3 separate regions of the Mus musculus genome follow, and regions 1 and 2 are each linked to region 3. A link is a loop called in an ENCODE intact Hi-C map of the cell type or tissue named here. Cell type or tissue: left cerebral cortex. All regions are shown on one strand.

What was found. Hi-C counts contacts between places; a loop is a spot of excess contacts. Peaks named below come from ENCODE experiments on the same cell type or tissue, not always from the same donor. Only the 100,000 strongest peaks of a DNase experiment are listed, where the experiment ranks them.
Region 1: it touches region 3 in a loop (8-fold over the local background); 8 of 42 quality-filtered maps call a loop at or near these places.
Region 2: it touches region 3 in a loop (6-fold over the local background); 23 of 42 quality-filtered maps call a loop at or near these places.

What each region holds. Positions count from the first base shown.
Region 1 is chr1:36,661,127-36,669,126 of GRCm38, reverse strand. The region is part of intron 1 of Fam178b (family with sequence similarity 178, member B); the gene reads left to right. Among named protein-coding and RNA genes, the nearest start is that of Fam178b, 18 kb to the left of the region's middle. In left cerebral cortex, a CTCF peak has its summit at 4,485 (motif pointing right); a DNase peak (open chromatin) is centred at 4,507.
Region 2 is chr1:36,680,696-36,688,695 of GRCm38, reverse strand. Fam178b (family with sequence similarity 178, member B) reads left to right here and starts at 5,549. Exons shown (of 16, transcript NM_001372417.1): 1 at 5,549-5,828. In left cerebral cortex, a CTCF peak has its summit at 4,403; a DNase peak (open chromatin) is centred at 4,416.
Region 3 is chr1:36,544,145-36,552,144 of GRCm38, reverse strand. It overlaps Ankrd39 (ankyrin repeat domain 39), which reads left to right and starts at 4,893. Exons shown (of 4, transcript NM_026241.4): 1 at 4,893-5,059. The coding sequence starts at 4,960. It overlaps Sema4c (sema domain, immunoglobulin domain (Ig), transmembrane domain (TM) and short cytoplasmic domain, (semaphorin) 4C), which reads left to right. Exons shown (of 15, transcript NM_001126047.3): 11 at 1-218; 12 at 307-419; 13 at 1,317-1,477; 14 at 1,569-1,639; 15 at 1,777-3,506. The coding sequence ends at 2,606. In left cerebral cortex, CTCF peaks have their summits at 4,758 (motif pointing left) and 6,108; DNase peaks (open chromatin) are centred at 3,741, 3,947, 4,818 and 6,122; H3K4me3 peaks cover 1,040 bases; H3K27ac peaks cover 1,555 bases.

The DNA of each region.
Region 1 (8,000 bases), 120 kb before region 3:
CACAACTCTCAGACTCATGGGGACATTCAAACCACCAACCTAGGTTCAAGCCCCAGTCTAACATACTCTTTATATAAACCAAACATGGTAATATTTGCTTGTAACCTCAACTCTTAAGAGATGGAGAGAGGAGGCTCAGAAGGGTCAGACCATCCTTGGCTACATAGAGAGAGTGAAGTGTGAGACAGCCTAGGCTAGAGGCCTTAAATTCAAACACACAAAACCTTTGTATACCAGTATAGCTATAGTATCCCTCCTTTATGTTGACATTATTATATAAGTAATAACTTTATATGTTGTGTCTGTCAGAAGAGATTTATGAGTGCTGCGTTACATAGCCATCTTTTAAGTCAGGAGAAAAAGGAGTTACCACACACTGGCTTATATTCATCTGCTTATTTGTGAGGCATTGAAATGTTTTCACTTATTATTATTATTATTATTATTATTATTATTATTATTATTATTATTGGTTTATTTTCGAGACAGGGTTTCTCTGTGTAGCCCTGGCTGTCCTGGAACTCACTTTGTGAGCTGAGGCCAGCTGGTCTACATAGGAAGTTCTAGAATAGCCAAAACTACAGGAGAGATAACAGGTCATTAAAACAAAACAAAAAAGGCACAACTGGGCATTTTTTTTTAATTTTTAAAAGCTTTAATCCTACATCAACATGCAAATTATGTGCTAATGTAAGAAATTGTAACTTCAATTTTTGCATCACTTTTTTTAAAGATTTATTTATTTATTATATGTAAGTACACTGTAGTTGTCCTCAGACACTCCAGTCAGATCTCGTTACGGATGGTTGTGAGCCACCATGTGGTTGCTGGGATTTGAACTCCTGACCTTTGGAAGAGCAGTCGGGTGCTCTTACCCACTGAGCCATCTCACCAGCCCACAACTGGGCATTTTTATGGTGTGTTTGATAACACTTGGCTTACAGCTGGCTTCTTACGCTCTAGGATTTGTTGTTCCTGTGTGGGTAGTGAGTTCTCTAGAGGCTTTTTTTTTTTTTTTTTTTTTGGTTATGATCACTTGTTTCTGTTGCTTTAGCTGAGTGACCATTACATTATTTCAAAGCTGAGAGTGGAAGGGAGCTGAGGCAGGTATGAATTTGAGGCCAGCCAGTGCTGTATATGAAGACGTCTGTCTGTCTGTCTGTCTGTCTCTCTCTCTCTCTCTCTCTCTCACTCACACACACACACACACACACACACACACTCTTTCTTTCTTTCTCTCTTCTTTCAAAAAGAAGTTTAATAGAGTGTCTTAAACAGCCAGAGTTTAAAGCAAAAGAAGAAAAGGGGAGAGGAAGTGAGGGGAAAGAGACCTGCAGCAGGAGAGGCACTGGCCGTGCTTGTTGGTTCCCTTGGGTGCTCCTTCAGCGACTCACCAGGTCTCCTGCCACTGCCTAACTGGGGCTTCCTCACTAGGAGCTTCTGGGAGATCATGCAGGCATTAACCTTGAGGGTCTTCTCAGGCACTCCCCAGCGAGATCAGCTTCTGTTCCTTGCCCAGCTCTTTGCTCCCTTGGCTGCTCTTTCCATCCAGCCAGTGAGCATATTTGCCCTTCATGCTTTTGACAAACGCTTCCCCAAAGACCACTCCATCTCTGAAGAAGTCCTGAGTAGGAGAAGGTGAAACAAAGGCCCAAGAGGATATTTTCAGAATCAGAGAGTTGCAAGATGGTGCTGGAGTCAGAAAACAGAACCAGGGCCTGGTAATTACCTCCGTGGTAAAGAGTGGGAGGCCCCAGGTTGTATCCCAGGCACCACAAACCTCAGCCACAGCTCTTTGAGAATTAATTTGATGTTGTGTACAGTTTCAGAGGGTTAGCATGGCAGAAAGCATGGTACCATGCAAGCAGGCATGATGCTAGAACCAAAGCTGAGGGGGCTACATCCTGATCCATAGGAAGAAGGGGGTGAGGGGAGGGGGGAGAGAGAGAGGTGGCGGGAAGGAGAGACTGGTAGTATGAACGTTTGAAATTTCAACTTAGCACAGCCCACTTCTCCCTGGAGCATGGAGTCATGGGCTGATTGTTCTGTAGGTGCTATTAGATACAAAAATTACAGTTGATGCTAATAAAAAATTTATTATAGGTGTGTATTTTATTTTGTTTGCTTGTGTAGGTATACCTGTGTTTACATGTATGCTTACCTGTACAGGTGCATAAGGAGACTAGAATTTGACATCAGTAGATCTTCCTCACTCTTCTCCACATTTTGTTTTGTCTTGTGTGTGTGTGTGTGTGTGTGTGTGTGTGTGTTTAGAAAATGTCAAGGATCCCTTGTCTCCATCCTCTAAACACTGTAATTACCAGTGGGTAACCACACCCCCTCAACATTTAAAGGGTTCTATGCCTTTTTTTTTTTTTTTTTGGTTTTTCAAGACAGGGTTTCTCTGTGTAGCCCTGGCTGTCCTGGAACTTACTCTGTAGACTAGGCTGGCCTCGAACTCAGAAATCAGCCTGGCTCTGCCTCCCAAGTGCTGGGATTAAAGGCATGTGCCACCACTGCCCGGCTTTTTTTTTTTTTAATATTTGTTTATCTTATGTACATGAGTACACTGTAGCTGTTTCAGACACAACAGAAGAGGACATGAGATCCCATTACAGATGGTTGTGAGCCACCATGTGGTTGCTGGGAATTGAACTCAATACCTCTGGAAGAGCAGTCAGTGCTCTTAACCGTCTCTCCAGCCCTGCTCTGTATTCTTCCTGTGCCTGCAGCCAGCACTTGACACTGAGCCACCTCACAGTCTTGCCTTATTTTTTGAGACCAGGTCTCTTCACTGATCCAGAAGCTGATTGTTTTGTTTAGACTGGCTGGCCCCAAGTACCCAGATGTGCACCACCACAGCTGGATCTTTAAATACACACTAAGGATCTGAGTTCTGCCTCTCATGCTTGTTCAGCAAGCACTTTGCCCACTGAGCCATGTTTGTAGGCCCCAGCCACCACTTCTTAGGGTTTTATTGCTGTGAAGAGACACCGTGGCCCCAGCTACTCATAAAGGCAAACATTTAATTGGCTCACAGTTCAGAGGTTTAGTTCATTATCATCATGGCAGGAAGCATGGCCGCATGCAGGCAGACATGGTGCTAGAGGAGCCAAGAATTCTTCATCGTGATCAGAAAGAAGGCAGCAAGGAAGAAGCTCTCGTTGCACACTGGGGAGCCTGAGCATAGGAAAGCTGAAAGCCCACCCCCACAGGGACACACTTCTTCCAACAAGGCCACACCTCCTAGTAGTGTCACTCCCATGGGCCAAGCATTCAAACACAGGAGTCTATGGGGACATTCCTATTCAAACCACCACAATCCCTTTTAATGTTTGTCTTTCCTTTGAATCAGACAGAGTGTTAGGGAGTAGAAAGTGTGACAACACGGACAGCATTCGATTCTTAGGCTGGTGCACTGCCGCCTCGCACAAGGACTCTGAGCCGAGCACCCAGCTGAGTGCCCACATGCCAGCCCACCGTTGAAGTTCCACATGCATCTTTAGTAAGCCTCAGTGCGGCCCTAGCTGCACTGAGTGCTGCAGAAGTAGTCCCAATCCAGAGTGCTAACTCAGCCATGACTGTTTCAACAACTCTTGCTTGACTGGTTGCCGTCAAAGCCTCTGAACTCTCAATGACCCTGTAGCCGAGCTCTCGCCCAGGCCAGAGGAGCAGCACTTTTCCAGGGGCCCAGCAGAAAGTCTGTGTGGTTGGTTCACATTCGGTCCTTCATTTACATGAGGGGATGCCATGACTGGTGCAGACATGTTTGCCAACCCTTCTATTGGGATGGGCAGGCTGTTCTCCTCCCGTTCTGAGTCATCCAGGAGATACCCTCCTGCGCTGGCTTCCAAATGTTACAGCATTAAGCCCAGGTTTTCTCTCAGTGGTCTTTTTAATTTGCCTATTTTTTAATATTGATGTTGTTGGTGTTGTTATAGTTCTAGAGGTTGTTTTATTTTGGTGTGATTATTCTGGTTCTGTGTGACAGGGTATCAGAATAACTCAGGCTGGCCTTGTACTCAGGGTCCAGCCAAAAATGACAAGGTTCATATCCTCCTTGCTTCCACCCCCAAGGGGTAGGATTCAGAAGTGCACTGCCGTGGGGGGGAGGGGGGGAGTGTACGGGGGGGGGGGGCTGATAGAACGATGGCTTCAGTGGTTAAGTGTTCTTCCATGGTATTAGAGTTTGGTTCCCAGGACCCATGTTAGGTGACTCCCAACCACCTATAACTACAGCTGCTGGGAGCCAAAGGCCTCTGGCCTGAGTACACATGCATGGCCGTGGGTGTTGGTTCTCTTCTTCCACCATGGATTCCAGAAATTGAATTTAATTGCATCAGACTTGCTGGTCAAATGCCTTTCCCCACTGAGCTATCTCGATGGCCCAATTTTGATATTCATTATCACAAGAGTTTGCTAAGCTGATAACACTATCGAATAAGAGGGTGGGTGTTACTGTAGAGTGGCCTTGAAGATAGCAACAGCAACCACAAGAGGGCAGCTGAAGAGTTCCAGAAATGATGGGGTTGGGGGGGCAGAAACAAAGGGTAAAGATAAGGACAACGAGGACCATAAAAAGTCCTGCTTACACTACTAAGCCTCAAAGGCCAGTGTTTGTGACACCCTGAGCCCAGGAGCTGTATCACCAGCTTCTGTCAAGGACTGAGGATGCTGATACCTGAGTTGTGACCCACTGACCCACTGTAGGGCTGAGGGTTCCAGCACCAGAGGCCTGCTGGGATGCCACTATTGGAGTTGCTGCTGCTACACACTGCTGCTGGAAGCTGAGATTACAGTGGCCTCCAAGTGCCAAGGCAGTGCTGGTTGTTACAGTTTATTTCTTTTTGTTTGTTTGTTTGGGTGGTTGGTTGGTTTTGTTTTGTTTTGTTTTGTTTTGGGGGGAGGTGTTCGAGACAGGGTTTCTCTGTGTAGTCCTGACTGTCCTGGAACTCACTCTGTAGACCAGGCTGGCCTCAAACTCAGAAATCCATCTGCTTCTGCCTCCCAAGTGCTGGGATTAAAGGCATGTGCCACCACTGCCCTGCTTTATATTTCTGTAATAACCTAATGCCGAGAACTTTTAAGTCTCTAGCTTCTACAGCCAGAAACTAGAGGCTCTTAGCTCTTATGGTTTAGAGCCATAAGCCTCTGGTCTCTAGTCGAGTCCCTGGGGGGCCTCTGGAGACTTGCGATGCCAACCCTGAAGAGCACCTTCAGTTATCCTTCTGTATCTATCCAGCTAGGGCAAAGGGATACGACCAGGTCATTGTGACATTCTTACTTGTTTTGGATTCATTTCTTGTTTTCTGGGTTTTTTTAATTGTTGTGTTTGTTTGTTTTGAGATAAGGTGTTCCAGGCTGGTCTGGAACTCTGTGTAGACCAGGCTGGCCCCAAATACAAGAGATCTGCCTAAATCTGTTCTCTTAAGTGCTAGGATTAAAGGCCTGCCAACATGCCTAGTTGTTTGGTTTTGGTTTTTAAGATTTTTTTTTAAAAAAATTTATTCATGTATATGTGTATGTGAGTGCAAATATGCGCACCACATGGACACAGGTGCCTGTGGACACCAGAAGAGGGTGTCAGACTCCTTTGGAGTAGAGTTACAGGCAGTTGTGAGCACCTGTAAGGGTGTTAGGAATGGAATCTAGGAATGGAATCTAGGTCCTCTGCAAGAGCAGTGAGAACGCTTAACCACTAAGCCATCTCTCCAGACCCCTTCCCTTCTCTTCTCTTCTCTTCTCTTCTCTTCTCTTCTCTTCTCTTCTCTTCTCTTCTCTTCTCTTCTCTTCTCTCTCCTCTCTTGCTTTGTTGCCTAGAACGGCCAGGAACTCCAGAATTCAGTTGATCCTTCTACCCCAGACTCCTGAATAGAATGTCTACCTGTGGCCACCACTATATCCAGCTGTTTTTTTAGGTGTTCTAATTTATTAAACTTCATAGTTCATAAAGTGTTGGTTCTGAGACTTTTACCAGCTTATAGACCTTTGACAGCTCATATCCTAAGGCTTTTTGAATAACTTTTTATTGATGTTGTTCCAGGGTACAGACATTTTTTATGGTTACATTTCCTTGATAGGTTGGTCCCTAAAAGAAAGAAGCCATTTAACCAGTAATGCATGCCTTAATACAGCGCTTGGGAGGCAGAGGCAGGTGGATCTTCGTGAGTTCAAAGCCAGCCTAGTCTACAGAGTGAGTTTCAGGACAGCCAGAGAGCTACATAGTGAGACCCTATCTCAAAAAAACAAACAAATGGGGGCTGGTGGGATGGCTCAGCGTTTAAGAGCACCGACTGCTCTTCTGAAGGTCCTGAGTTCAAATCCCAGCAACCACATGGTGGCTCACAACCATCCATAATGAGATCTGATGCCCTCTTCTGGAGTGTCTGAAGATAGCTACAGTGTAATTACATATAATAAGTAAATAAATCTTTAAAAAAAAAACAAATGAACAAAAGAAAGAAGCCATTTTATTATTATTATTATTATTATTATTATTATTATTATCATTATATTATTAGTGTGTGTTGTGTACATGAACTTGTGTGCATGTTTTATACCCAGATTCATGAAGAGAGGTCAGAAGACATTTTTGTGAAATTGATTCTCTTTTCTACCTTTACCTGGGTTCCAAGGGTTGGGCTCAGGTTTCCAGGTTTCCATGGCAAACACCTTTACCAGCTGAGGCGCCTTGCTGACCCCAAACAAGCCATTCTAAGTGTAAGCAGTGATCATTTCTCACATGTCAGTATTCATTGTAATCATTTTTAATTTTTTGATCAGTTATAAAAATTAAATTTTTAGTGATATATTGCAGTTATAAAGATGACTCTGCAGACCAGGTTGGCCTTAAACTCACAGAGACCCACCTGTCTCTACCCCCGAGTGCTGGGATCACAGGTATGCCCCACCATGCCCAGCTGATTTGAATTTTTTCCACTGTTATTAAGTGTGAACCTAGTTGGTTTAGAGCAAACTTCTATAAACTCATTTCCTTAGGTCACTGGGTTCCAGGCTTTCATTAGCAGCTGGCGGCCATCTTCACTGCAGCCTGGTCTTCCAAGCCTGGTCCTGAGTCAAGTCTATGTATGGAACATGGTCCTGCCAGTCTCAATGGTCCTGAGTCAAGTCTATGTATGGAACATGGTCCATCCTGCCAGTCTCAATGGTCCTGAGTCAAGTCTATGTATGGAACATGGTCCATCCTGCCAGTCTCAATGGTCCTGAGTCAAGTCTATGTATGGAACATGGTCCATCCTGCCAGTCCCAATGTTCCATTTATTTATTTATTGATTGATTGATTGATTGATTGATTGTTTTTTTCGAGACAGGGTTTCTCTGTATAGCCCTGGCTGTCCTGGAACTCACTTTGTAGACCAGGCTGGCCTCAAACTCAGAAATCCGCCTGCCTCTGCCTCCCGAGTGCTGGGATTAAAGGTGTGCACCACCATGCCCGGCTCCAATATTCCTTTTTAATGCTCTTTAATTCAACACAAAAGTATGGGCCCCTAACCATGTGCCAGGTCTGGACGGATTTGGGGGACGTGATATATATATATATATATGTACATACACACACACACACACAGTATCAAAGTCCTCTGCTTACCCATTATGCTGCTGAAATAAAATTAGATGGCCCCTTCATTTCAGCTACCTGACCTCAGGCACAGTGTCGAGTCCTTGTCATAGGCCCAGAGAAGGAAGTCCTCCTGGGTACCAGACCCGTCCTGGAAACACAGGGATTTAGAATCTCTAGGTTTCTCTGGCAATCACCGCACCTGTAAGGAGTTCCACTAAGGACAGAGCATCCCATGGGCTTCAGGTGTGGCTGCAGATGACTTTGCTAGCCATTCCATGTGGATAGGCCATATCACCTGCACAGGTAGTGACATGATGAAGGCAGGGCCAAAGGCAACCATATGGAGAATTACTACCCTTGCCACCCATACGTAGCAACCCCAAGCTGTCCCTTTCCTTACCCAGTGTGGCTTGATGTC
Region 2 (8,000 bases), 140 kb before region 3:
GGATCACAGGAGTGTGGGCATGAAACATTTTGACACTTTATGCTGAGTTGTTTGCTTAGAAATGTGTAGCAATTTCATCTCCATACTAGTAGGGTCTTCCCAGTTTGCCTCTAGCTGAGAGAACAGTGCAGAGCTGTTTCTGCTACAGACATTCAGCTACCTGAGTCCCAAGGCCTCGGGCAGCACATCTTTTCAGATTGTCTCGGTCTTTTGCCCTTTCTGTCAACTGCCACTCTGGCAAACTACCTTACACTAACCCTGTGTCTTAGTTCTTCTTTTTCTTATTATTTTATTTTTTATTAAGATGTATTAAAGAGTGGTGGCATTGTCCTTTAATCCCCAGACCCAGGAGGCAGATGCCAGCAAATCTTGGGTGAATTTAAGGTCATCCTGGTTTATGTAGTGAGTTCCCAGTGAGCTAGGGCTACACAGCGAGGCCTTGAATGGCGTTTTCTGCCCTGTGGTATTTCCACACATGTATATGGTGGGCACTAATCAAATCTAGCTTTCCTTTATGCCCCCTCCTCAGCCTTCCCAGCTTCTAGCATTTACTATCTGTTTTAGGGTTTTACTGCTATGAACAGACACCATGACCAAGACAACTCTTAATTGGGACTGGCTTACAGGTTCAGAGGTTCATTATCATCAAAGTGGGAGCATGGCAACGTGCAGGCAGCCGTGGTGTAGGAGGAGCTGATAGTTCTACATCTTGTTCCAAAGGCAAACAGACTGACTTCAAGACAGATAGGATGAGGGTCTTGAAGCCCACACCTACAGTGACACACCTACTCCAACAAGGCTACGCCTCTAAATATGTCCAGTTTCTGGGCCAAGCATATCAAACCTATTCTACAGTCCAGACGCCCTTGTTCAGCTTCCACATGAGAGAGGAAACTTGTGCTGGTCGCTCTGTGAGTCTCTTCTCTCACTTGACACAGTGTCTTCCATGTCTCCACATTTTTCTGCAGATGACAGAGTAATTGCCTAAAACACAGTGAATATACACTAGCAGTAAATGTTAGCCTAATGGTGTTCTATTCAGTGTGCTCATAGTTTCATCCTTTGACAAAAAGGAATTCTGGGGCCAGAAAAATGGCCAAGAGCAGAAGGAGTTTGATACTTGGAACCCCCAGGGAAGGAGAGAACTGGCTCCCACAAGTTGTCATCTGAGCTCCACACTCATGCTGTGGCACATGTGCACGTGTGTCCACAGACTATACACGGAATGAATGAATGAGTGAATGAACAAATGAAACTTAAAAGGGGAGGGGGAAATTCTAGACATGCAAAAACAAAACAAAACTGCTTGCTACCTTTGTGAACACGAAATTGAAGGGTCGACTTGGAGGGAGCTGGTCCATGAGGGGAGGTGGGGATGAAACGAACACTTCTTACTTCCTATTTTGACTGTTTTGAGTTTGTGTTTAACTCTGTGACTATGTTACTGTAATGGCTATTCCTGGTTGTCAACTTGACTATATCTGGAATGAGCTACAATCCAGAATTGGAGGGCTCACCTGTGATCCAGATCTTGAGGCTGGAAGATACAAGTTTCTGACTGGATCTTGGCATGGAGATCTTGAGGCACAATGGCTATGAAAATTTAGGCAAGGTACCACATGCCTTTAATCCCAGGAGACTGAGGCAAGGAGGTCTCCAAGTTCAAGATCAGCTTGGGACAAAACAAGTCCCAGATCCAGGCATGGTGGTACACACCTTTAAACTGGGCCATGCCTTCTGCTGGAGACCTACATAAGAACATTGGAAGAAAGAAGATTCTCTCTTCTTCACCTGCTTGGCATTTACTTGCCAGCACATCTGTTGGAGTCTACTTCTACAGAAGACCAGCTGAAACAACCAGCCTTGTGGGGCTGAACAACTAGATTCTTGGACTTCCCATTCACAGCTGACCAATGTTGGGGTAGTTGGACTGCAGCCTGTAAGTCACACAACAAATTCCCTTAATATATAGAGACATTCCATAAGTTCAGTGACTCTGGAGAGCCCTAACTAAGACAGTTACCTCTTCAGAGATTGTGATATTCTTACTTAGGGGAACTGTTTGTTTTTCTGATTCTTACTGAATATTAAAGCAATTATATTGAGTCTTCAGGACCAAAGCCAAGGCTGGTTCTTAAGTCAAATAAATATTTCTGCCTTAAAATCTATTTGGTATAGTGTGTATGTGTGTGTGTGTGTGTGTGTGTGTGTGTGTGTGTCTGTCTGTCTGTCTGTCTGTGGATCTGTGTCCTTAGTATGGTCAGAATCACCAAAGCTGAAATGGTAGGGTCAAAAGGCTCTTCAGTGGGCTGGAGAAATAGCTCAGCGGTTAAGAGCTCTGAGTGCTCTTCTAGAGGTCCTGAGTTCAATTTCCAGAAACCACACAGTGGCTCACAACCATCTGTAATGGGATCCAATGCTCACTTCTGGTGTGTCTGAAGATGACAGTGTATTCACATACATATAATAAATAAATCTAACAACAACAACAAAAAGCAGCTCTTCAGGTTTAGTTCTGCTGCTTATGATACAGCTCTGACCTCTGGTGGCCCCAGAGGCCCTGGACACCATTGGAACATGCATGCTGGGCAAGTTTTTAATTATAGCAGGGATGGGCTGGCGAGATGGCTCAGTGGGTAAGAGCACTGACTGCTCTTCTGAAGGTCCTGAGTTCAAATCCCAGCAACCACATGGTGGCTCACAACCACCCATAATGAGATCTGATGCTATCTTCTGGCGTGTGTGAAGACAGATACATTGTATTTATGTATAATAATAAATAAAGCGCCGGACAGTGGTGGCACACGCCTTTAATCCCAGCACTTGGGAGGCAGAGACAGGAGGATTTCTGAATTCGAGGCCAGCCTGGTCTACAGAGTGAATTCCAGGACAGCCAGGGCTACACAGAGAAACTCTGTCTCGAAAAACAAAACAAAAGTAAATAAATAAATCTTTGGGCTCTAAGCAAGCAGAGCCAACCAGAGCAAGTGGGGTTGACCTGAGTGAGCAGAGGTCCTAAAAATTCAATTCCCAACAACCACATGAAGGCTCACAACGATCTGTTCAGTTACATTGTACTCATATACATAGAATAAATAAATAAATCTTTTAAAAAAAATTATAATAGGGGTGAGGAGTAAACGTGCCTCGGGCCTGCTAGGCCTGACCCTAAGGAGCCTCTGGTGGTGTGAGGAGGAGAGCTGCTTGGAGCCAAAACCCTTTCACATCAGAGTGAAATGTTTTTATGCAGACACCACAAATCCAAAATGGGTCATGTGAAATTACTGCCAGCATGGAGCCTGGCTACCACTGGGCTCAGGGGGTTAGACTAAGATGCTTATTGAAAGCATCTATTATTTTATGGAATGGAGTCAAGCGTGACAGCTGGGCAGTCAAGTCAGCCCCTACCCCTTTTTCAGGTGCCTCACTGAAATTTCTGTGAGAGCCACTGGGCACCTGGGATTGTCACTGGTAAGGGTTGTGCCAGGGCAGTGAGAGGAGTTTGTGCGCCGCCCCCCCCATTTCTACCATTGAGCTCCACTGGCATTCAGAGGGACAGCCTAGACCCTGAGAAAACCTTTGATATCCAATGTGGAGGGAAGCACCCCTCCCCTCCCTCCAGCACAGAGAGCAGAGGGAACAGATCAGGGAGGTTCTGGGAGGACAATTGCGGAGTACTCAGCCAGTTTGGGCAGTCCCTGCTTCAGCCTAAACTTTAAGGCCTAAAGCTACCTGTTTTACTGTGTTAACAGAACAAATCACAGTCATGGGTGGTAGCTAACCTGCATAACCCAGCATTTAGGAGGCTGGGGAAGGGGCTGGAGAGATGGTTCAGGGAGTAAGAGCACTGACTGCTTTTCCAAAGGTCCTGAGTTCAAATCCCAGCAACCACATGGTGCCCTCACAACTACCTGTAATGAGCGCTGACGCCCTCTTCTGGGGTATATGAAGACTAATAAATAAATAAGGAGGCTGGGGAAGGAGACTTGCAGTGAGTTCAAGACTATGTAGTGAGTTCCAGATCAGCCTGGGCAGAGAGAGGGAGGAGAAAAAGAAAGGGATTAATTTTGACTCATAACTTAGTAGTCTCACACATACATGTGGTTACCCTGGAATAAAATCCAAGGAAGCAGATTCTAAGAGGAGAAAGAGTCAGCAGGCCTCCAGGGTATGAAGCAGTCCGGCTTAACAAACTACCGTTTCCACTCTTTCCAGAATCCCTTGGATGAATTCAAATGTCCTAAAGACACAAAACACGGGGAGTCCCTAAACAGAATGGAATCCCTTACGGGGAAAGACGGGCCAGTAGAAACAGCCCCAGGGTCAAGCTGGGCTCTCAGAAGCCTATACAGTAGCTCTGGGCCCAGCAGGTGGCCCTAGAGCCTGTTTCTTATCTGGAAACTGGTCAGGTTACCAGCACCCTCTAGCGGGCTGCAGACAGCTAACGCGCGGTTCCGTTTCTGGAAACAGTTTATCCACTGAGTTATCCTTTGTGTTCTCATTTGGTTGGGCTTGGCTCCGTGCCTTTCTATTAAACTTTCAAATGGTGCTCTTTAATAGAAACCCGCCCAAACATTTAAGATGGCCTGCGCTTTCCAAAGAACAGTAAGGAGTTCAGAGAGGACCGGGCTGATTCCTTGAGTAAACCCAGCTCTTCATAAGGCTGAGGCAGGAGAATCAGATATTTTAATTGGAGTTTGAGGTCAGCCTGTGGTACACAGTGACTACCTGTCTCAAAAACAATTAATGAAATTAAAAGTAAAAATGCTTGTTGCAACTGGAAGTCGGATGAATTGACTAGACCATTAAAAGAAAAGAGGAAGACTCCTCCAGCATACTAGGACAGCTGTGATCCTGCCCATACCATCCTGGTCACCAAAGAAGGGCTCCCTCCAGAGACAGAATTTGCTAAAATTCCAGAGTCGGGCTGGCAAAATTCAGCTCTACTGCCCTCTTGCCTGGAGAACAGGGCCAACAGATCATTAATTAGCTACAAGTAATGCCTAATTAAGTACTGGTTCCTCAAGTGTGTAGGGCACAGATTTTCATGGAAGACAGGTCTGGCTGAGGCTAAATCAAAATGACGCATATAAGTGGCCTCTCTCAATGTTAGTTATTGGGCCAGGGCTCAACCAGTGTTGGCTGTCAATCCGCAGGGTTGACATCCCTTAAGCTGCCTCTCCTTCACGCTTGCATACTCACACAGAAGAACGCCCAGAACAGGTTCTCAAAGCAGCTCGTGGCCAACATTCAACAGCGAAAGGCGTAGAGCTATGCACCACTAACTGCGGCGCCTCGACTTTGGAAAAGTCCCGTCGTTAGACCGCTGAACGTTAAACTGCGCATCCCGAGTTCAAATCTCCTTGCCTTCCCTTTGATCTTGGGCCACAAGCAAGCCCTCCGCATCCGCATCTGGAAAACCCAAGGCTGGCTGAAATTCAGAAGCTGAGTGGCGCGGGGTGATCCGGGCGCGCGCACGTGGAGGGGTTGCCACGCGACCCGAGGGCGCGTAGGGGGTTGCCACGTGACGGGGTGGGGAGGAGCACGTGAGAGGTCACAGCCTGCCCTAACGGTGAGTGCGCTAGGCCTGGCAGGCTCGGTTGGGCCCCCGAGAAGGTCCCTCCTCTCGACTGTCCCTGCTGACCTGGCCCCCCACCACCGTGGTCTCCTGCTCCAGCTTCTTGTGCCCCATCTTCTGAGGCTGCCTCGGAGGTTCCTTCCCGTGCCACGGCTTCCTGTGGCTGCTCTTCAGGTTCTTGAGTCCAGGGCTCCCATGAGTAGGCCTCCATCACAGCCCGCGGGGTAGGACCAAAAGCTGCCTTTTACCGGTAAGTTCCTCCGGGACCACAATTTCCTCACCCGTGAGTGATCCGGGCCTGGGAGGCCATGTTAGCGCGGTTGCCTGCATCCTTCTGTTTTCCTGCATCTGGCTCAGGGTTAGCCCTCACTGGTAGGCCAAGCCCCACCCACCCCTCCATGTTGTCAGGTCAGCCCACATGAACAGAATCCCACAGCCCTGTTCTGCCGAGCATGCTGTACGCCAAGGCCTGGCGTGATGGTTTCTTTTTGGGGTGGTGTGGCCTGTCCTGTTTTGTTTCTTAATGTTTCCCGGGGCATAAAAATGAGTTGTTGTCTTTCCGGAACCATCGGCTGTTCTCAGACCCGGCTTATGCTTAGTTTGATAGATGTAAGAGTTTTACAACGCTGGGGTCTGCTTAATTTTTCTTAGAGAATGACACTCCGATCTTCAAGTCTTTCAGCTTGTGAGCTGGGGCCTCCCTGCCACTGCCCTCGCTAGCATCCCTAGCCAATAAATATTTGTTTAAAAGAAGACATAGAGCATGCTCCTGGGAGCAAAGCATATTGCTGCAGCAGTATTAGGGAACTCGAGGCAGCTATAATTTTCCACGTTCATCATGACTGTTTGGACATTGATGCTCAAAGCGCTTTGGAGTTTCTATATTTAGTATAGAAAATAGTATATTCTTATTTTCCAAGGATCTGTTCTTATTTTCGTTTCCATAAAGCCAAGAAAAAAGAAAGATAGAAAGGTGGGAGGTCACGTGTTGAAAGCACACCATGAGACCGAGATGGAGAGTGGAGAGAGTCTTGGCTATGTGTGATTTGGGAAAAGCACTAACTCGGGAGAGCATGGTGGCCCTCCTGCTGGCCATGTTGGCCCTCCTGCTGGCCATGGTGCACACTAACCAGGGGACCTGAGGCCTCTCTGTTAGACCTTCATCTCCTGTGTTCTAGCCTGGACACCTAACAACTCCTCTTTCTGATTCTAAGATGTGTGTTTATTCACATGGAGACAGCGCTGAACTTGGGTCCCATAATTGCCTTCCCTTTGTCATCTTGTCTTAGCAGCTTGAAAGTCACCGGTGTCCTTGAAATCATTAGCATCTCTGTCAGCTGCGTTGTTGATTGAGTGATTTTAGGTTTCTGATTTGGAGACTCAGGGAGAAAGAGTGAGCTGCTATCAGACTGGATTCCAAGATCCTTGGACTGACTTCTTTGGAAATGTTTATGTAGTCAAGAAATGTGAGCCAAAGGATAGGTTCTGAAAATAGGCATGTATAATGTGTGTGTGTGTACATGTTCTTTTGTGGATAGAGAAATGCCTTGGAGTGAAAGGTATTTAAAGCAGCCAAACTTAGCTGCCCAGCAAGCAGCAGTCCCAGTCCTTGGGTCTCAGACTTCTGCTGCTGCAGCTACTTTATGAGTTATTAGTACTCGGAGCTCACCTGGACATGATCTTTCCCTCCCATGCCACCGTGTGTGTGTGTGTGTGTGTGTGTGTGTGTGTGTGTGTGTGTGTGTGTGTGAGTGTGTGAGAGAGGGGGGGGGGCGGTGTCAGGGGTTATGTACATATACTGGCAGGTACCCACAGAGGCCAGAAGAGGGTAGCAGGCCCCTTGAACCCAGAATTGTAAGCAGTCAGTTATGAGCTGTCTGATGCGGATGATAGGAATGGAACACAGGTCCTCTGAGGAGCGCTGGAGCTCTTTACTACTGCGCCATTGCTCCAGCCCTGTTTCTTTTGTTTCTAAGTGAGCGTGCCAGATGAGCTTTGGGGATTTGGCCTACTTACTACTGTATTGTAAGCTGGCTTAACGATTGTGCTCCCAGTGAGGTTCACTAATGAAGCTGCAGGATATCAGAGGTACCAGTCAGCAGCACGGGTTGTCTGTGGCCGGTGGTATGTTTAAACAGATGGGCATGGACCAAGCCTAAGGCTAAGGGTCATCACCCTGGTCTCTGTCTTGAGAGAAAACACACACTAGACCCCAGAAGGCCTTGTGTTCTGTGGATTTGACTCCTGCTGGGACCACTCATGGATGACTTTTTAGCTTCTTCTAAAATTAGATTCTTTTAGCATGTAAATCATAGCTAACATGGCCATGGTGTGTACGGACGTCGCCCTTCCCACCTCTGGGATCTCCCTGGCTCTCAGATGAAGTCACAACTACTGTCACCCCCACACCAGGTGGCTGGTT
Region 3 (8,000 bases):
CAACAACTGGCACCGAGACAATGGCTACACCAGTTCCCTGGAACTGCCGGACAACACCCTCAACTTCATCAAGAAGCACCCCCTGATGGAGGACCAGGTGAAGCCTCGGTTGGGCCGCCCCCTACTTGTGAAGAAGAACACTAACTTCACACACGTGGTGGCCGACAGGGTCCCAGGGCTTGATGGTGCCACCTATACAGTGTTGTTCATTGGTACAGGTAGGCGCTTCAGGTGTGCCCAAGGCTGGGAACCTGGGGAGGCCCCATAGCCTGATTCCTCATTTGCATATTCCCATCACCTCTCCAGGAGATGGCTGGCTGCTGAAGGCTGTGAGCCTGGGGCCCTGGATCCACATGGTGGAGGAACTGCAGGTGTTTGACCAGGAGCCAGTGGAAAGTCTGGTGCTGTCTCAGAGCAAGGTAGTAAGACTGGGCCACACGCACCTCCCTCTCTGTTCTCTGCTCCATTGTCTATCTGGCGCCCAGGCTCTATGCCATCCATAGTTGGGCTCATGTAGCTCTCGAGTTCCCAGAAGTAAGAGATCTAAGGTGGCCAGAACCTGTCCTCTGAAGGTTCTCTTATAGAGCCAGTCCCTGTGGGGCCCCCATTCCCAGAATCCAGCCTTGGCAAACTCCTTCCAAGTGGGGCTGCAGCTCTATCTGCAGTCTCTTCTCGGTCAAGATGTTTTGGTACCCAAGCAACAGAGACATCCGATTTCTTTGAGTCCCTAGTGGGTGTCTGAGCCAGGCCCTCAGTCTCCGGGCTCATTTAAGTGTTCACGTTTTTTCTTTTCTTTCTTTCTTTCTTTTTTTAACACCTTTATGCAAAACTCATATTCGCATCACCCTCTGGATTCTGATTTGCTTGCCCTTTACCAGCTACTATGACTCAAAGTTGCTCCCTACAACGCTGAATAATGAGATGGCAGCAAGGGAATTGTGGGGCTGAGCAAGCATGCAGATTGGCAGTCACCATTCAAACAGAGGAACCCCACCTTCCATAGGCACTGCTGTCACTGTGCTGGCTCCGGGGGCCGGGGGAAACTGAGTTTCCTGGCCCGAGTGTGAGCAAGTGAGCGTACGCCTCAGCCTCACGGGTCTGCCGTCCGTCCCTGTCTAAGAAGGTCATGTCTGTAAAGTGATTAGGATTTTGATGGCTTGTCGTAAGCCCTCATCAAAATTGTTCCTCTGGCCTGGATTTTTCTTCCGCTGCCTTTTTCTTCCTTGGGGGACCTAGTATGTTTATGCTCTCTGAACAAATCTCAGCCATCACCCCGAGGCGTGGTGTGGCTTACCCTGTGCTTTGTTTTACTGTAGAAGGTGCTCTTTGCTGGCTCCCGCTCTCAGCTGGTTCAGCTGTCTCTGGCCGACTGCACAAAGTACCGTTTCTGTGTAGACTGTGTCCTGGCCAGGGACCCTTACTGTGCCTGGAATGTCAACACCAGCCGCTGTGTGGCCACCACCAGTGGTCGCTCGGGGTGAGTCAGTCGTCTCTGAGTGCCAGGGCCAGGAGGGGGAGGCTAAGGTGATTGGAGTTGGATCTCTGATGCCACTTCTCTTCCCTACCAGGTCCTTTCTGGTCCAACATGTGGCGAACTTGGACACTTCAAAGATGTGTAACCAGTATGGCATTAAAAAAGGTGAGCTGTTTTCCTTTTGTTCCCTCATTTTGAGGATGGGCCCCTGGATCACAGCCAGAGTTAGTTTATCACCTCTCACTGTGGGACCTGGGGTTCCTGCATTAACACTGGGTTCTCTCTCATTTCTGCCTCTGCAGTCAGATCTATTCCCAAGAACATCACCGTTGTGTCAGGCACAGACCTGGTCCTACCCTGCCACCTCTCGTCCAATTTGGCCCATGCCCACTGGACCTTCGGAAGCCAGGACCTGCCTGCAGAACAACCTGGCTCCTTTCTTTATGACACGGGACTCCAGGCGCTGGTGGTGATGGCCGCACAGTCCCGTCACTCTGGACCCTATCGTTGCTATTCAGAGGAGCAGGGGACAAGACTGGCTGCAGAAAGCTACCTTGTTGCTGTCGTGGCCGGCTCGTCGGTGACACTGGAGGCACGGGCTCCCTTGGAAAACCTGGGGCTCGTGTGGCTCGCTGTGGTGGCCCTGGGGGCTGTGTGCCTGGTGCTGCTGCTGCTGGTCCTATCGCTCCGCCGGCGACTTCGAGAAGAGCTAGAAAAGGGTGCCAAGGCATCTGAGAGGACACTGGTGTACCCCTTGGAACTGCCCAAGGAGCCTGCCAGTCCCCCCTTCCGTCCTGGCCCCGAAACTGATGAGAAACTTTGGGATCCTGTCGGGTACTACTATTCGGATGGCTCTCTCAAGATTGTGCCTGGTCACGCCCGGTGCCAGCCTGGGGGTGGGCCCCCTTCCCCACCTCCTGGCATACCTGGCCAGCCTCTGCCTTCTCCAACTCGGCTCCACCTAGGAGGTGGTCGGAACTCAAATGCCAATGGTTATGTGCGTTTACAGTTGGGCGGAGAGGACCGAGGAGGATCTGGGCACCCACTGCCTGAGCTCGCGGATGAATTACGACGGAAACTACAACAGCGCCAGCCGCTGCCTGACTCCAACCCAGAGGAGTCTTCAGTATGAGGGGACCCCCCCACCTCATTGGCGGGGGGGGGTCTCATGGGAGGTGCACTCTTAACTTTTGCACAGGCACCAGCTACCTCAGGGACATGGCAGGGGCACTTGCTCTGCCTGGGACAGACACTGCCCAGCATTTGCCCGGCCGTGAGGACCTGCTCAGCATGGGCACTGCCACTTGGTGTGGCTCACCAGGACTTCAGCCTCACAGGAGACACACCCTCCTCTGTGAATTTGAGACATGTGGGACCCCAGCAGCCAAAACTTTGCAAGGAAGAGGTTTCAAGATGTGGGCGTGTTTGTGCATATATGTGTTGGTATGCATGTGGAAGAATGTGTGTGTGTGTGTGTGTGTGTTGTAACTTTCCTGTCTCTATCACGTCTTCCCTTGGCCTGGGGTCCTCCTGGTTGAGTCTTTGGAGCTATGAAGGGGAAGGGGGTCATAGCACTTTGCTTCTCCTACCCCCAGCTGTCCCAAGCTTTGGGGCAGTGATGTACATACGGGGAAGGGAAGGACAGGGTGTTGTACCCCTTTTGGGGGAGTGCGGGACTCGGGGGTGGGCCTAGCCCTGCTCCTAGGGCTGTGAATGTTTTCAGGGCGGGGGTTGGGGGTGGAGATGGAACCTCCTGCTTCAGGGGGAGGGGTGGGCAGGGCCTCCCACTTGCCCTCCGGGTTCGGTGGTATTTTATATTTGCGCTCTTCTGACAGGGCTGGGAAGGGTTGTTGGGGGAGGGAAGGGAGGAGGTGGGCATGCTATGGATACTGGCCTATCCTCTCCCTGCTCTGGGAAAAGGGCTAACAGTGTAACTTATTGTGTCCCCACATATTTATTTGTTGTAAATATTTGAGTATTTTTATATTGACAAATAAAATGGAGAAAATGAAATTTAACCCTGCCACACAGATATTTTGACTCAAACCCACTTATTGACCTAAGAGGGACTCATCCTTTGGTCTGGGCCATCATGGTCTTAATGCCTGTCCGTGCATCTCTGGAGGGGCCAGCTGAGACTCAAGTGTTTTCCCACAGTGATGCCTATGGGACTGGGAGCCAGAGCAGGGCTACTCTGCTTGGGAGCTGGACTTGGCCTGGTGCCACAGGGAAACAAGGCAGAGCGTTCGGGAAGAGGAGGAGAAGGAGACGGTCTTCCCAGAACTATAGGGAGGGTGAGCAGGGAGTCAGGGGCTGAAGGAGAGGCTTCTCAAGTTGTGTGGACAGTGTCTTTATAAAGATGGAGATTAGGACAAGCTCCGTGGGAGGGGAAGAATGCTAGTCTCGAATGTCCTATCTGGGTAGGGATAGTCCCCTATTGCCACCCAGTCAGTATCAAGCCCTTGTCTTAGTGAGGGAGTGGTGTAGGCCCAGATGTTCCTGGGAAAAACAACAGGCCCAGCCTGGATTCATTTCTGAGCGCCCTTAATGAGAGCTGCCTGCCAATCGGATTTCGAGAAGGAAAATAGGAAGGAGGAAAAAAAAAAGACATTTTAAGATTTTGTGTTGTGCTAAATTTGATGCTGTTGTTGGCTGCAATTTGGACACACCTGGTTTAGATCAATCTAACCGGTACATAGGAACAGAGACCACAGTGAGCTCTCTGCCCACCCTTAGCTGCCACCCCACCCCCCACCCCCCATACACTTGGATGACCCTTGAGCAGGCTGCTGTTTCCCTGAGTGTGGGTCAGAAGAGGCTGGGAAATACTTGAGTGTGTTTCCCTTAGCTCAGTTGTCTGCCCAGTGGGTGTTGGCAACCAGCGCCCACTGAGTGGGCAGAGGCTTAAGCACAAAGGTGGTCTACCAGGTCCTTGCCCTCAGGCCACCTGCTTCCTGATGGATTGCTAAAGAACGAGGGTCAGAGTGTTAGTAGCTTTCTGGCGGGTCACTGATCTGACCATGGATGGCCTACAGCTCAAGTGATGCTTGGGAGATGAGAGAGGGACTATGGGCCGCGTCTAGAGTCCTTGTGCCCTGGGGAACCTGCGAGGCCTCGGTTCTGGCGAATGCGACATAAACACTACCAGACAGGCCAAGCTGCCTGGTCCCCTCACCCTACAAGGCGAGGCTGCACGAACTGTCCTGCCTCCTCCCGGGGAGCTCAACGGATTCCCGAGCCTTTGCTCTTCCTTGTGCTTAGTTAGCCTTGGGCGCCCTCCCGTGGTAGCAAAGCAGCAAGGCTCAGTCTATCCAGCCACACCTCACCACTTTCATTGGTTGCTAAGCTAAGGTCTAAATGCAGGATTGGTTGGCCTGGGGCGAGGAGGCGGGACTCGAAGGTCAACTACGGACGTCGAGTGGTCAACCTGGGACGGAGGGGTGGGCATTTCGTAGGAGCGCTTGGCTGCAGTCCCGGCCGCCGGGATGGCGGCGCCGCACCTTTGCGCGGATGGCTCCTGCTGCTCTCACCCTAGTGCGGTGCCCGGGGTACAGCAGACGCTGGAGGAGATGGACTTCGACAGGGGTGAGAGGGGTGAGGCGGCCGCGTTGCCGGCGGCGGGCAATCTCCAGCCCCATCTCCGGGAACGTGGACTGAAGGAGGCCTCGAACCGTGTTTGGAGCTTCCGGGCCTGGTGCAGGAAGGCTGGCTTCAAAGCGTGGCAGGAAGCCCCTCGACTACTCCGTCTCGAGTGCGGACGGGTAAATTGAGGCATTGGTTTCTGAACTGGGTCTGGAGACCAACCCAGCTAGGAGACAGCCTGGTCAGGTGACAGAGGAGCTAGGGAAAGAATCTGCAGTTGGTGGTTCGTATCCACCGGGGAGGTCAGGGCAGCTGGCCCTTGCTGCTCTCGGGTGTGAGTGTACAAGTTTTAGCAATGACAGTGATCTCGAAAGATTTACTGTGGAGCGCAGGGGTGTGACTGTTTTGTCCAAAATCATACAGAGATTTTGCTATTAGCAGTGGTCCCTGTTCTTCTGTGCCGGTTACCATGTTATCCCCAGGAACAGGTAGTTTGTGCAGTTGTAGCAAGGTTGTCATCAGTGTAGGGCTGATGATACGGAACACTTGATGGTTACCATAGGAATGGCTTCCTAGCGGGCGGCGTTTCTCTACACCTCTGCTACCCCCATCTTTTGGACTAGGGACATAATAGGACTCCCCGCTTCCTCCTCTTGAAGTGTTTTCTCCGCTGTACCTTTAGAAAATAACAAATGAGATGATTACATTTACGCTTTTTTTAATTTAAAGACTATTTATGTGCATTTAGCTCCTGGAGGCCAGAATAGGGCTTCAGATTCCCTGGAATTGGCAGTTACAGATGTGACCAGCTGAGAAACAACCCTGGTCCTTTGCAGAGCAGCCAGAGCGCTCTCTCTCTCTCTCTCTCTCTCTTTTTTTTTTTTTTTTTTGAGACAGGGCTTCTCTGTATAGCCCTGGCTGTCCTGGAACTCACTTTGTAGACCAGGCTGGCCTCGAACTCAAAAATCCGCCTGCCTCTGCCTCCTGAGTGCTGGGATTAAAGGCGTGCGCCACCACCGGCCTGGTGCAGACAGAACTCTTAACTGAGCCGCCTCTCCAGCGCCTCCTATTGCGTTTAGTTCCCCAAGCCAGACTGACTGTTGTGTTTCTGTACCTCTTTATGGTTCTCACCCTTGCAGCCATCACCCTTATGTTTCTAAAATATGCAAGCCCTCTGTCCGATGACATGGTCTGTTTTGTTTGTTAGTCCGCTTCAGGCTGACTGAGGCTTTCCCGCCAGCATTCAGTTCTATGGCACTTCTTCAGGGACCCCCCTTCCTTAGAGAGTCCTCAACCTGGGGACAATTATGCCCAGTTTAGGTCTAGAGATATTTTTGTGTGTCACAGCTAATCTGACCCGCACAGGTTGGCTCCCCACAACAGACATGATCTGCCTCAAAATGTCAGCCCTTCCTGTGTGGAGGAAGAAACCTTGTGGTATTCAAAGCCCTGGCATTTCCACTCTGGTTACCCTGTTACCTTAATGCTTTGCTCTCTTTGTAGCAGTTTGGACTGACTCAAAGGCTGAGACGGGAAGGTCACAGTTCAAGGCCAGTTCAAGGCAGAGCATGTTAGACACTTTGTCTCAGAAATTGTTTGTTATCACCTGCTGCAATTTTATCAGCTTATTCTTTTATTTATTTTTCACATGTGATAAAGATACCTATTATGTGAATTTTTTTTTTCTGTAAAGCATGGGGTTTATTTATTTATTTTTTTAGTTTTGAATTAAATCTGTTTTGGTGACTTTCTTTGTGTATGTATGTGTGCTATGTTTTGTTTTGTTGGTCCATCTCTCCCCACCCCACAACCACAGGGTCTCACTATATAACTCTGGCTGTCCTGGAACTCATTTTGTAGATCAAGCTGGCCTCGAACTCACAAAGTGCCATCTGTTTCTGCTTCCCTGGTGCTGGGATGAAGGTGTGCACCATTACTGCCTGGCCCTAGCAACTAACTACTCTTGACTACTGAGCCATCTCTTTGATTACATCTTTGATTACATATATATATACATATACATATATATATATATCACAAGTAAAAAATATACAGTATATATAATTATATATATACAAATTATACAGCCATCTCTTTGATTACAGATATATATGTGTATGTGTGTGTATATATATCACAAGTAAAAAAATAAACAAAAATATAATTATTTATATATACAAATTATATATGCACACACATGTTTAACGTATATGACTGTTTTGCCTGTATGTATGCACTATGCATATGCCTGGACAGGAGATTGGATCCCCTGAAGCTGGAGTTACAGATGGTTGTGAGCCACCTTATGGGTGCTAGGAATCAAACCCAGGTCTTCTGAAGAATGAGTTTCATCAGAGCAACAGTTCCTGAACCAGCTCCTCTCCGGCTCTCCAGCTCTGGTTGTTGTTGTTTTGATTTTTTTTTTTTTTTTAGATTTTTTTAAAAAATTTATTTATTATATCTAAGTACACTGTAGCTGTCTTCAGACGCATCAGAAGAGGGCATCAGATCTCATTATGGATGTTTGGGAGCCACCATGAGGTTGCGGGATTTGAACTCAGGACCTTAGGAAGAGCAGTCAGTGCTCTTAACCATTGAGCCATCTCTCCAGCCCCCTTGTTTTGATTTTTTGAGACAGGGTCTCACTGTGTAGCTCTGGCTGTCCTGGCACTCATTCTGTAGACCAAGCTGTCCCTGAACACAGAGATCTGCCGGCCTCTGTCTTTACAGGCCTCTGGCATTACAGGCGTGTGCTACCATGCTCACATCATGGTTATCTTTATTTCTGTATAATTCTCATCTCTTCAACCAGTATCTTTCCCATTTGTGGGAGCAGAAGAAACCCTGAGTGAATGTGTGTTACCGACATGAGCAGGACATGCTAAGGACCAGAGCCTCAGACCTATAGGGAAATGGCACCTGCACACACACTCACACACCACAC